Regions from separate parts of the Mus musculus genome. Here region 2 is linked to region 1. A link is a contact called in ENCODE Hi-C or POLR2A ChIA-PET data. All regions are on one chromosome and are shown on one strand. Each heading gives the region's core, a stretch centred on a gene start or an enhancer-like site at or near the end of the contact. The rest is flanking DNA. Distances are from core to core; before and after follow the strand shown.

The links. A loop is a pair of places that touch in the nucleus more often than their neighbours do. ChIA-PET counts read pairs that join two places held with the same protein, here RNA polymerase II (POLR2A).
Region 2: a loop to region 1 is called in a map of heart, with 7 times the contacts of the local background. The contact joins the promoter of Itpripl2 here to the promoter of Coq7 in region 1. A Hi-C loop is called at or near these places in 1 of 37 maps with a recorded cell type or tissue (heart). POLR2A ChIA-PET finds 5 or more read pairs at or near these places in 1 of 5 experiments (Patski).

What each region holds. Positions count from the first base shown.
Region 1 is chr7:118,530,612-118,535,556 of GRCm38, forward strand. It overlaps Coq7 (demethyl-Q 7), which reads right to left and starts at 2,745. Exons shown (of 6, transcript NM_009940.3): 1 at 2,568-2,745. The coding sequence starts at 2,640.
Region 2 is chr7:118,490,049-118,494,873 of GRCm38, forward strand. It overlaps Itpripl2 (inositol 1,4,5-triphosphate receptor interacting protein-like 2), which reads right to left and starts at 1,927. Exons shown (of 1, transcript NM_001033380.3): 1 at 1-1,927. The coding sequence starts at 1,286.

The sequences.
Region 1 (4,945 bases), core at 1,495-3,994:
GGCTTAAGGTCTTTGGACACAAGGCCACGGGGCAGGATTGGAGTATCTGGTGTGTATGCATGCCGTCGTTGGGAACGTGAGCTTTGCTACCAAGTAGAATTTTAAATGCTGTATCTATTTATCATGGTGCTGGAGATTAAGCCTGCCCTGAGCTACATCAACAGTCCTGGGACAAATAGCGCTGTGTGTGCAAAGGCACGTGGATTCTGCAGGAGAATGGCTTTGGTCTACTGCGCATGGCATGCTCTGCCTCACTCAGCTCACTGACTCTAACTGGACAGAGTCTGTGGAGCAGACACGGCACCTCAGCTCTCCTGCCGAGTGTAAGACACCAACCATTCCAAACTGTCTTCAGACAGTGGGGCTCTACGGTTTGAGGCCCATATTTTATGGGACAGTGATGGGACACAATCAGGAACTTGTTGCATTTCTGTGTCCAAGTTCAAGGGCTTATGCTTCTGGCCAGCTTGTCTCCATGCAGAAAGCAGGGTCTGGAGACAGACTTGGTGAGCCAGTTGTATTTCTCAACACAATCTTGTTTGCTTGTGCTCTTACTTTTTAGCAAAGAAAGTTCAAGGCAACCCAGTACTCCTTTTTAAAAAGTATATTAAGGAATAACAAGGGGCCTGGGGAGGTGGCTCAGCGGTTAAAAGCACTGACTGCTCTTCCAGAGGTCCTGAGGTCAATTCCCAGCAACTACATGGTGGCTCAGGAGCATTTGTAATGGGATCTGATTCCCTCTTCTGGTGTGTCTGAAGACAGCTACAGTGTGTTCACATATATAAAATAAATCTTTTTTTTAAAAGAAGAATAACAAGGAGCTGAGCAGGTGGGCCAAGTTTATATGGCTGGCTTTTGAGGTGTGATAAACAGGATTCTTTATAACTGAGAACACACTGGAATGTTCTCTCAAACACAACTTCTGCACTCAATGACTGGGAGAGGGTAGTGTTTGTCCTTTTACCTAAGAAATCAGTATAGGTATTAATCCCAGCATGAGTTGGCAGAGCTCTGTGAATTGAAGGATATCCTGGTGAACAAGCAAGGTCCAGGTCAGCCAGCGCTAGAGGCTGTCTCAAAACCAAATTAAAACCTATCCAGTAGCAAGGCTAGTTTTATTTTTTTAAGGAGACACACACTTAAGGTTTTTTTTTAATTATTATTATCATGAGGGTATATGAAACAAAGGAAACTAAGTTACTTCATAAATGAAAACAAGTGATTCTTATTGTTAACCTGTTCACTGGGTTAGCAAGGAACCTTAAAATTCACATCCCTGAGACCTGACTGCCTTGTTACACACTTTAAAATAAAGCTGAATCGCAGAGCTAGAAGCTCTCAAGAGTGCTGTTCCAGCCATGGTATCTGGGAGATTTTAAGTGGCAAATGAGAAGATTTTAAGTGGCTTATGGACACATAAATTACATACTAAGAGGCTCTTAAAAAGTCTCTTCTGATCCATTTATCACCAAGGAAAACATCTCTATAACTGGCATGTCTTGAAAAATATCCAAACACTTGCTAAGCACTCTTCTCTTCCAGAAAGAAAAACAACCTTGGACTCAAGCCTTGGAAGGCACACACAACAATATCTAATGAAGTTTCATAGCTGTTCTCATGGTATTGGTGGTGGTGGTGGTGGTGTGTGTGTGTGTGTGATTACTCATCCATTTGGGGGCAGACAATTCTGGCTTATTATTTACCAAAAGGATGTAGTTTCAATTAAATTACTTAATAAGTTGTAGTTAAACAAAAACACATCTCAAACCTCCAAACAATATTGCCTTCAGGCAAAATAGAAATCTAATGCTTGAAGATTTAGTTTCGAGAAAATGACCACGATTTTCTGGGGCAGCTCGGATGAATCAGACCTGAATCCAAACCTACCTCTCTCCATTCCAAATTCAAAGCTTACCATATTTTGCAATACAAACAGTCCCATGAGAGGCTTGATAAAAACAGAGACTCTACGGCTCAAAAGAAGGCTCAGCAGTTAAGAATGTGTACTGCACTTGCAAATGACTTGAGTTGGGCTCCCAGCACCCATATATAGGGATTCACAAACTGCCTGTTACTCTAGTTGCAGATTCAAACCCCAATTCTGGCCTCTCTAGAATTTAATTATTGTGCGCACGCACGCGCGCGCGCGCGCGCACACACACACACACACACACACACACACACACTTTTTAAAACTCTAAAACCTATCAATCCAGTGGATAATGAGGGGGACCCGAAAATCTGCATTTATAACAGATTGATGCTGTCGTCGGAAGGCTACTTTGCTTGAGAAAGTCCCGAGTGGAGACCGGAGGGACACTGCAGGACACTCAAGTTCCACACTTGCACTGACGTCACATCACAGGCTGGTAATCACTTGTTCCCCGGCAGGGCATCCTGCAGAAGTTCACCCGTTCCTATCAATCAACTAGACGTACTACAAACCCCACCCCCATGTCGCGCGCTTGTGACGTATAGACGTCCTCCCCGTGACATCCGTGACCTCCACTGCAAATAGTCACCGGCGAAGAGCCCCGCGCCGAACCACGACCCCGAACGGCCGGTACCTGAGAAGGGCCTCCGGACACCAGTGCGCAGGCGTCCCACGGAAGCAGCCGCTATGGCTCCGGCGGCGCTCATCGCTGCGGACAATGCAGCTATGGTCCAAACGCCCCGCCAATCGTGCTCTCGACTCAGGGTGATGACGCATAGATGCCGCGGACCGAGAGCCAGAGGAAACGCCCCTAGGCCCTGGATTACACCCGATTGGTTAGAAATGACCGATTCACGTACTCTATTGGGTCTTCCCCCTGTCGATCATTGTAACGTCGTGAAGGCGCCCGGTCGGCTCTTAGGGTTGATGCAGAGCTGCCCTGGAGAGGCATTTTAGGTTAGGGTTTCTCCCTGTCTTGGAAAGGCGACCCGCAGGTCACTGTTGTTTCCTCCACGTTATGGAGATTATTTTTCTCTATTAAGAGCCGATTTACACCTGAAAGTCAGCAATTACCTGGTAAAACATGCCAGTTTTCGGTGTAATTGTGGGTTTCCCAGTTTGTTTCCCGTTACTTTCCGTTCCTTCTCAATTTTTATATTGAGATTTGCTTCATTGTTCATCCTTTACTGGATTATTCATGGCCTAGTGCACATTAGTGATGAACATAGCTGTGTGTTGAGGGAAGGAAAATTTAGTAACATACATTAAACATTTTAAAGTGCATATCCATTAATATGACAGCTAGGATCTAGCCAATAGAAATAAATTTTCAAGTCAGATAAGTATATAAGGGGAAAAACCATACCTGCAAGGATAATCAGTGCCTATTATAGGACCACTAGAGACTGTGGCTTTAGGAAAACTAGAGTTTGCACCCTTGGCGGGAGGGGGGCGGGTATTTGATTCATAGCTACTGTAAAATAAATGAAACTACTAACCCATTCTATATAATTATAGTGTTCAATTAGTATACTACAGTAACTTAAAATTAAGACGAGCCCAAGTACTGGGCCTTAGCGGCAGTGAGGGTACTTAAATATTCCTGTGGAATACTCAACCTAAATCTGGCTCTCAAAGCCTTCAAATGTTCAGAACCTTTCCCGTGCATTCCACTTCTAGATCTGTCCTAAAGAGATAAAAGAATGTTGAGGTGTATGTCCTAGTTATTACTGGAAATTTTTGGAAGTGTTAAAAAATTGGAGCTAGAGAGAGCTCAGAAGTTGAGAACACTTCTTGCTCCTGTAGAGGACCTGGGTTTGATTCCCAGAAGCCACAGCAGGAAGCTAACAACGGCCTGTAACTCCAGTTCCAAGTGACCCAGCACTCTCCTCCGGACTCTCTGCACATGTGACACACAGACAAATACATGTTTTTTAAAAAGGTTACCATCAAGAGAATGCTAACAAACTATGACTCATGAGCACAGTTAGCAGCTCCCTGAAATGGATGTAATGACGAGTTCAGATCTGATTATGTCACTCAGGCTTGCCTTAAACTGGTGAAATGGCTGCTTTGGCCTCTGGAGCTTCCAGGGGTGTTAGAACAATGAACTTTGAAAGAACTTTGGATAAAATAGAACATTTAAGTGGAAAATATGAGACTACTACATTTTCTTTCTTCCCTCCATTTGTGCTTGCTTGCTTTCTTCTCCCTTCTCTCTCCTCTCTCTTTTTCTCTTTCTCTCTCTCTTTCCCTTCCTCCTCCCTCTTCCCCTTCCCCCACTCTGGTTATGAGACAAGAATTTCACCCTGTATCCAGATGACTTTCAACTTGCTGTGTCATCCAGGCTGGCCTTTGGTGCCTCTTTAAAAAAAACTTGTGTGCTTATGTGTAATTTTGATTTTTCTCTGTGGTTTTCAATGTTCTCATACTTTATAGTAAGCACTTTCATATTTTCAAAAGACAACGAAGAATATGTGATTCCATAATCAAATTCTGAAATATAAAAGCAAGTTTGTCTTAGTTTTGTATTTTAAGTGTAAGGGAACTGTCTCTGAAGGTGAAGGAATTTGTTCACAGTCACACAGCAAAGAGCATGTCCCATGTTTCAAGTACCTCTCATGCTCTGGACAGGTTTCTGGTAAAGCCTCACTCTACAGAGTAAAGATGTGTTCAGAAGTTCTCACACGGTCAGATCTTGTACCACCCAGGAAAAAATGAATTCTTCTGTTCGCAAATACTTAGAGCATAGTGGCTAGCTGCCATCAGATTTTTGGCTGTGAGGTCTGATTTGCCAACTTAACAGTTAATGCAAAGTAAAGACCTGTCTAACTGGATTCTCCTTCACTGAGATGAGAACATTTCGTGGCTGCGAGAACCTGCAGGTCTGCTCTGCCAGAAAGAAATAGAGAGGGAGAGAGAGAGAAAGAAGGAGAGAGAGAAACAGACAGATAGACAGACAGGCAGACAGACAGACAGAGGGGAGAGAGAATAGAAAAGAGAGGAAGGGGA
Region 2 (4,825 bases), core at 677-3,176, 41 kb before region 1:
TGTGCCTCGTCCCAGCTGGGCGTTGGGCTGCCCTCGTTCAGAAGCACCTCCAGCACCGCCGTTTTGAGCACGTAAGAGGACAGGATACGTCCCCAGTGTGTAGCAGCCATCGGGTCCAGCCCGCGGGCACCCAAGTCTCGAAGAGCCTTAAGCAGCTGCAGGCACTTGAGATAGCAGGCACCTGGAGGCGCCCGTTCCTGAAGCCAGCCCAGCAGTTTCTGCTCCTGACGTGCTGTGTTCACACCCCACAGAGCCTCGGCGCGCAGGCCACCCGGGAGCTCTGACAGGGCCCCGCTAGGCGAGGGTGGTGGTGGTGGTGCCACAAGGAAGACGCCATCACCCAGGTGGACAGCAGGGATGAGGCGCACGGCCATGGAAAGGCGGCAGCAGCCATAGTCCGTGCGGCAAGGAAGGATGTGGAGGGTGGGGGGCTGCTCCAGACTGCCTGGGGTCAGGCTGACCCGACAGCGACCCTCCAAGCTGTAGCGCACAGTGGCCAAGGAGCGCTGTAGGTGCGCCTGGAACCAGCGCAGTACCAGGGTAGCTGAGAGGTGGCGACGGCCCTGCACATCCACACAGAAGCCTTCAGCGAAGGGTTTGCAGTCGCGATGCCACTGGCCCGTCGAGGCCCCCGATGGCGAGGGTGGTGCCTTGAGGGCGCACACGAAGCAGCTGCGGAAGGCTGGGGTCAGCGAGGGTTCGGTCCCCAGGCTCCGCGGCTCCAGCGCCACCTGCGGCGGGAGTCGCAGTGGCACCAACACGTCGAAGCTGTCGGGTCGGCGGATTTTATGCTGTTCATAGGCGCTGCCCACCTGGATGAAGTCTCCCCGGAAGGCCAAAGCCAGTGCTCCCCCGGTGATGAGGCCTGGAGACCCTCGGGCCCGGCCAGCTTGCACTAGTTCCCCCACAATCCGGCTCACATGTGCCTTGCTGTGACCTAGCACATGCGGCGACAGGCGCACTTCGTGCTCATAGTAACTCTCCAGTAAGATGCTCAGGCCTGGCTCTTGCAAGGATCTGGCTGAGAAGTTGGCATGACCACGCGGGCGGGAAGAGCCTGGCAACAGGCGCTGGCGGATGGCGTGGCGACATCGTAGGAGGATGTAGCCGAGGAGAAGAAGGATGGCCACCTTGAGCAACGGGAAACCGCTGTCTGCGCCGTCGGGGGACTCGGCCCGGGCATCCTCGCTGCTGCGTAGGGCATGGTAGAGGCACACCAGCGCCGTGCACAGCCCGGTCACCAAGGGCCAGAAGACCCGCAGGTTGAGCGTGTACCGCACGGACATGCCGGGAGACCGGGCGGCCCAGGGCGCGAGCCCGGGTGGTGTCCCCTGCCCAGCATGCGCGCAGCGTCCCGGAGGCCCCGAGGCCCCCGTGTCCTTGGCCTTGAAGGAGGCTCCCCGCTCGCAGCGCCGGGGCCAGCAGCCCCGCTGCTCTGCCTCCACTCTTAGCTCAAGTTCCCCTTCCAGGCGCCGCCCGCGCAGCTCGCTCCGGCCCCTGACCGCGCCCTGTCCCTGTCCCGCTCAGTCCCAGCCGCGCTGCCCTGGGCTGGCTTCTGCCCCGGACTCCTACCCTACCCTGGGCGGCCCTCCTGGCTCCGCCACAGCTGTGCACAGGGGCGATCGGCCGGGTTACTCGGGTCCCGGGATTTTCTTCTTTCGGAGGGGAAGGCCGCGCCGGGCAGCCGGGAGGAAATGCCGGAGTCTGGAGCCTCGCGGGGAGGGCGGCCCCCTCCCAGCCTCCGCCTGGTTCGACGTCGGGTGGCCAGAGGGACTTCGGGACTTGCGGGAGACTGCACTCCCGAGGGCTACTCCTGGGCCCCCTCCTGGAAGGCAGAACGGGGAAGGCCTGGTTCCGGGGCGGTGGCTGCATCTGATCCCGCACTTACTGGGAAGTTGCTGGAGGAAGGCTTGCAGCCCCACCGCCCGGCCCTCCCTTCGCCCGGCCCCACCCCCAACGAGTCCCGCTGGCGGCGTGGCAGGCTCGGGCGGAAGTGGCCCCTAGCTGTCTGCCGCTGTGCTGTCTTGTAAACCTCTGTAGAGTACCTACTAAGCACTAGACAGGAGCCTAAGGGCTGGGAATGCAGTTGATAGTGTGGAGGTTCTCTTGCCTGTTATTCAAGCTCACAGTCTGGTAAAACGGGACTACGAACAGAGAAGGGTGGTGATGACTGCCTCTGATCCCGAGGCTGGAGTCATGAGTTCAAGACTAGTCTGGGCTACATAGACTGTCTCAAAAACAAAGATTCCCACCAGCAGATGTTCTGAAAGGAAGCTGAATGAAGGAGTACAGGTTGATCTTCCAAAGGATGATCCTCAGAGTCCTGCCCCAAACTGTAGGGTGTCTGACGAGGTAGTGTTGGATCTGAGACCTGGGAGAGCTGGTGCAAAGCGATAATGATAGTTTTTGCAGGACAGGAGACAGGTTTGATGCCCAGCCTCACCACCTGAGTTTGATTCTCAAACCTGCATAGTGGAGGGAGAGAAGTGTTCTGCAAGTTACCTACCCTCTGACCTCCTCGTATATGCAAGCACACACACACACACACACACACACACACACACACACACACACACACACTTACTTTAAAAAGGAAAGAAAAGAAAGAAAGAACTGTGTTTTGGTTTTGGTTTGCCTTATACCTGCATCAGTCACATGGTACATACTTACTCTGTACTTTAATGCTAATCCATACTGATAAGACCTTAGTGCTAATATCTATTGCCAATAAGTAGTATCTTCTCAGATTTTCTGATACTAGAGTCCAGCCAGGTTCCAAAGATCACCCAAAGTCACACAGCCTTTGCAGAGCTGTGCTTCCATCTAGAGGAGTCAGAAGGCAGGGTGGCCAGGGAAGAGGTCCATGTGTCCTTTGGGCATTTTTTTTTTTTCTGAGTCCTTTGTGAGGACTCTTACAAACCTGGAAAGCCTGCGCTTTTTCATAACACGAAAGTCCCAGGAACAATTTGAATGTATTTGAATAGTCGTCTGTATTTGTTCACACTTATTACACCTTGCTGCTGTATAAGGGGAGCAAGGGTAAATGACTTAGAGCATATGGGATCCCAACCATAGAACCAGGATAGAGGGTCATCCCAGCATTAGTCCAGGAGATCCTGACTGAACTAGTCAGGCTAAGCAGAAGTGTGTGTGTGTGTGTGTGTGTTCACTCACATTTATATGTGAAAGCCATAAGTTAACCTTGGGTGTTATTCCTCAGTGTCATTCCTTGGGTGCTATTCCGCCTTGGGTTTTGAGACAGGGTGTCTCACTGAACCTGAGGTTGCTGTTTCGGTGGCCAGCAGCTCCAGGCATTGGCTTGTTTCTACCTCCCCAGTGCTGGAGTTTCACATTCGGGCCATCGTGTGCTGCTCCTCCATACCTGCCTCCTCCTCACAGAGGTTCTGTGGATGGAACAAGGGTCTTCGTGCTTGTGAGGCGAGTGTTATACTGACTGAGCCATCTCCCCAGCCACTGGATTTATTTTTAGATCCCATGTATGCTGTTGCCAGAGTCCAGAGGATTCCTAGGGTGTCCTCACAAGGTGCCCCCCTTGTGTTTAAGTTGATACCAAGATTTACCACCACACATCCACCCCTTGACAACCTGACACACAGTCACCTTGCCTTATATCACCCTTAACTTCCAAATAAAAACAATAACTAGGTCATAATTCTGCCCAACATGATATAACTAGCCACATACAATCACTAATTAGTTATATATTTTAGACTAGATGGCAATGTCCCTTGAGGGATGCTTAGTCTTTTAGAGTTTCATGACGTAAATATGATAATAATCACTAATATTATCTCAACCTATGTTATATTACATTAGAGAAATGGAAGAAAGCAAAATGTCTGCTTAGTGTATATGTTCATATGTGTTCACATTCTTAGCAAAATACGACAGAAACACTGTGTCCATTATAATCGTGTCTGCAGCTGGTCACGTGGCCTTAGCTGGTATGTATAACTACCTTCCTTGATATTCTGTATTTCCTCCAGTCTCAGTAAGCACTTCAGCAGGTCTTGGCTCTTTTCCTGGAGGAGTGACCATACCTTCATTCCTGGGGAACGGTATCATATCAGTTGGTCTCTGCTGTGGGTAGATCTGGCACTCAGCAACACCCGTAGCCAGGTCAGGCTTTGTGAGTGAAAGTCTGTTTTGCTGAGCCCCTCTACAACCTGCGTCTCCGCCACCACGGCCACTTTGTTCATGCGCCTATTGGGTAGTGACAGGGATGGATTCCAAGAGGCCGACTTTTCCAGAATGTGTATTAGATAAGAAAGTACAGACTAGCTAACAAGATGAAGGGGACAGAAATACAGCCAGACATGGTTTAAGGGAAAATGTGTGGCGTCAAGGTAATGGAGGAATCCAAGGAGATCCTACTTCAGGTTAAGCTGGATCTAGGTCCAGTAAGTCCACATGTACCTATTTCCCTTCTGCCTCTCAGCTCTGTTTTCTCCTAATGGACTGGGCTCTGACAGGTCACCTCTGTATGCCAAGGGTTAGCCTAGCTGCACATTTTTCTGGGTTCGAAGGAAAAAAGTGTCTTGCTTCCCCAAAAGTTGTGACCAGTGCTATGCCTTGGGATACTGCCAGGTCATGTGTGAAGAGTGACCAAGTAAGAAAGGCAATGACAGTCCTCCCCTGGATTGTGCTTTCACCTCCAGATTCTATGTTCAAGCCCAGCCCCCAAGATGCCCATGTGGAGACAGGGCTTTGAGGAATTCACTATGTTTAAATGAGGTTGTAATGATGGGCCCCTAATCTGATAGAATCTGTGATGAGACATGGATGGCTGGCTTCACACTCCTCA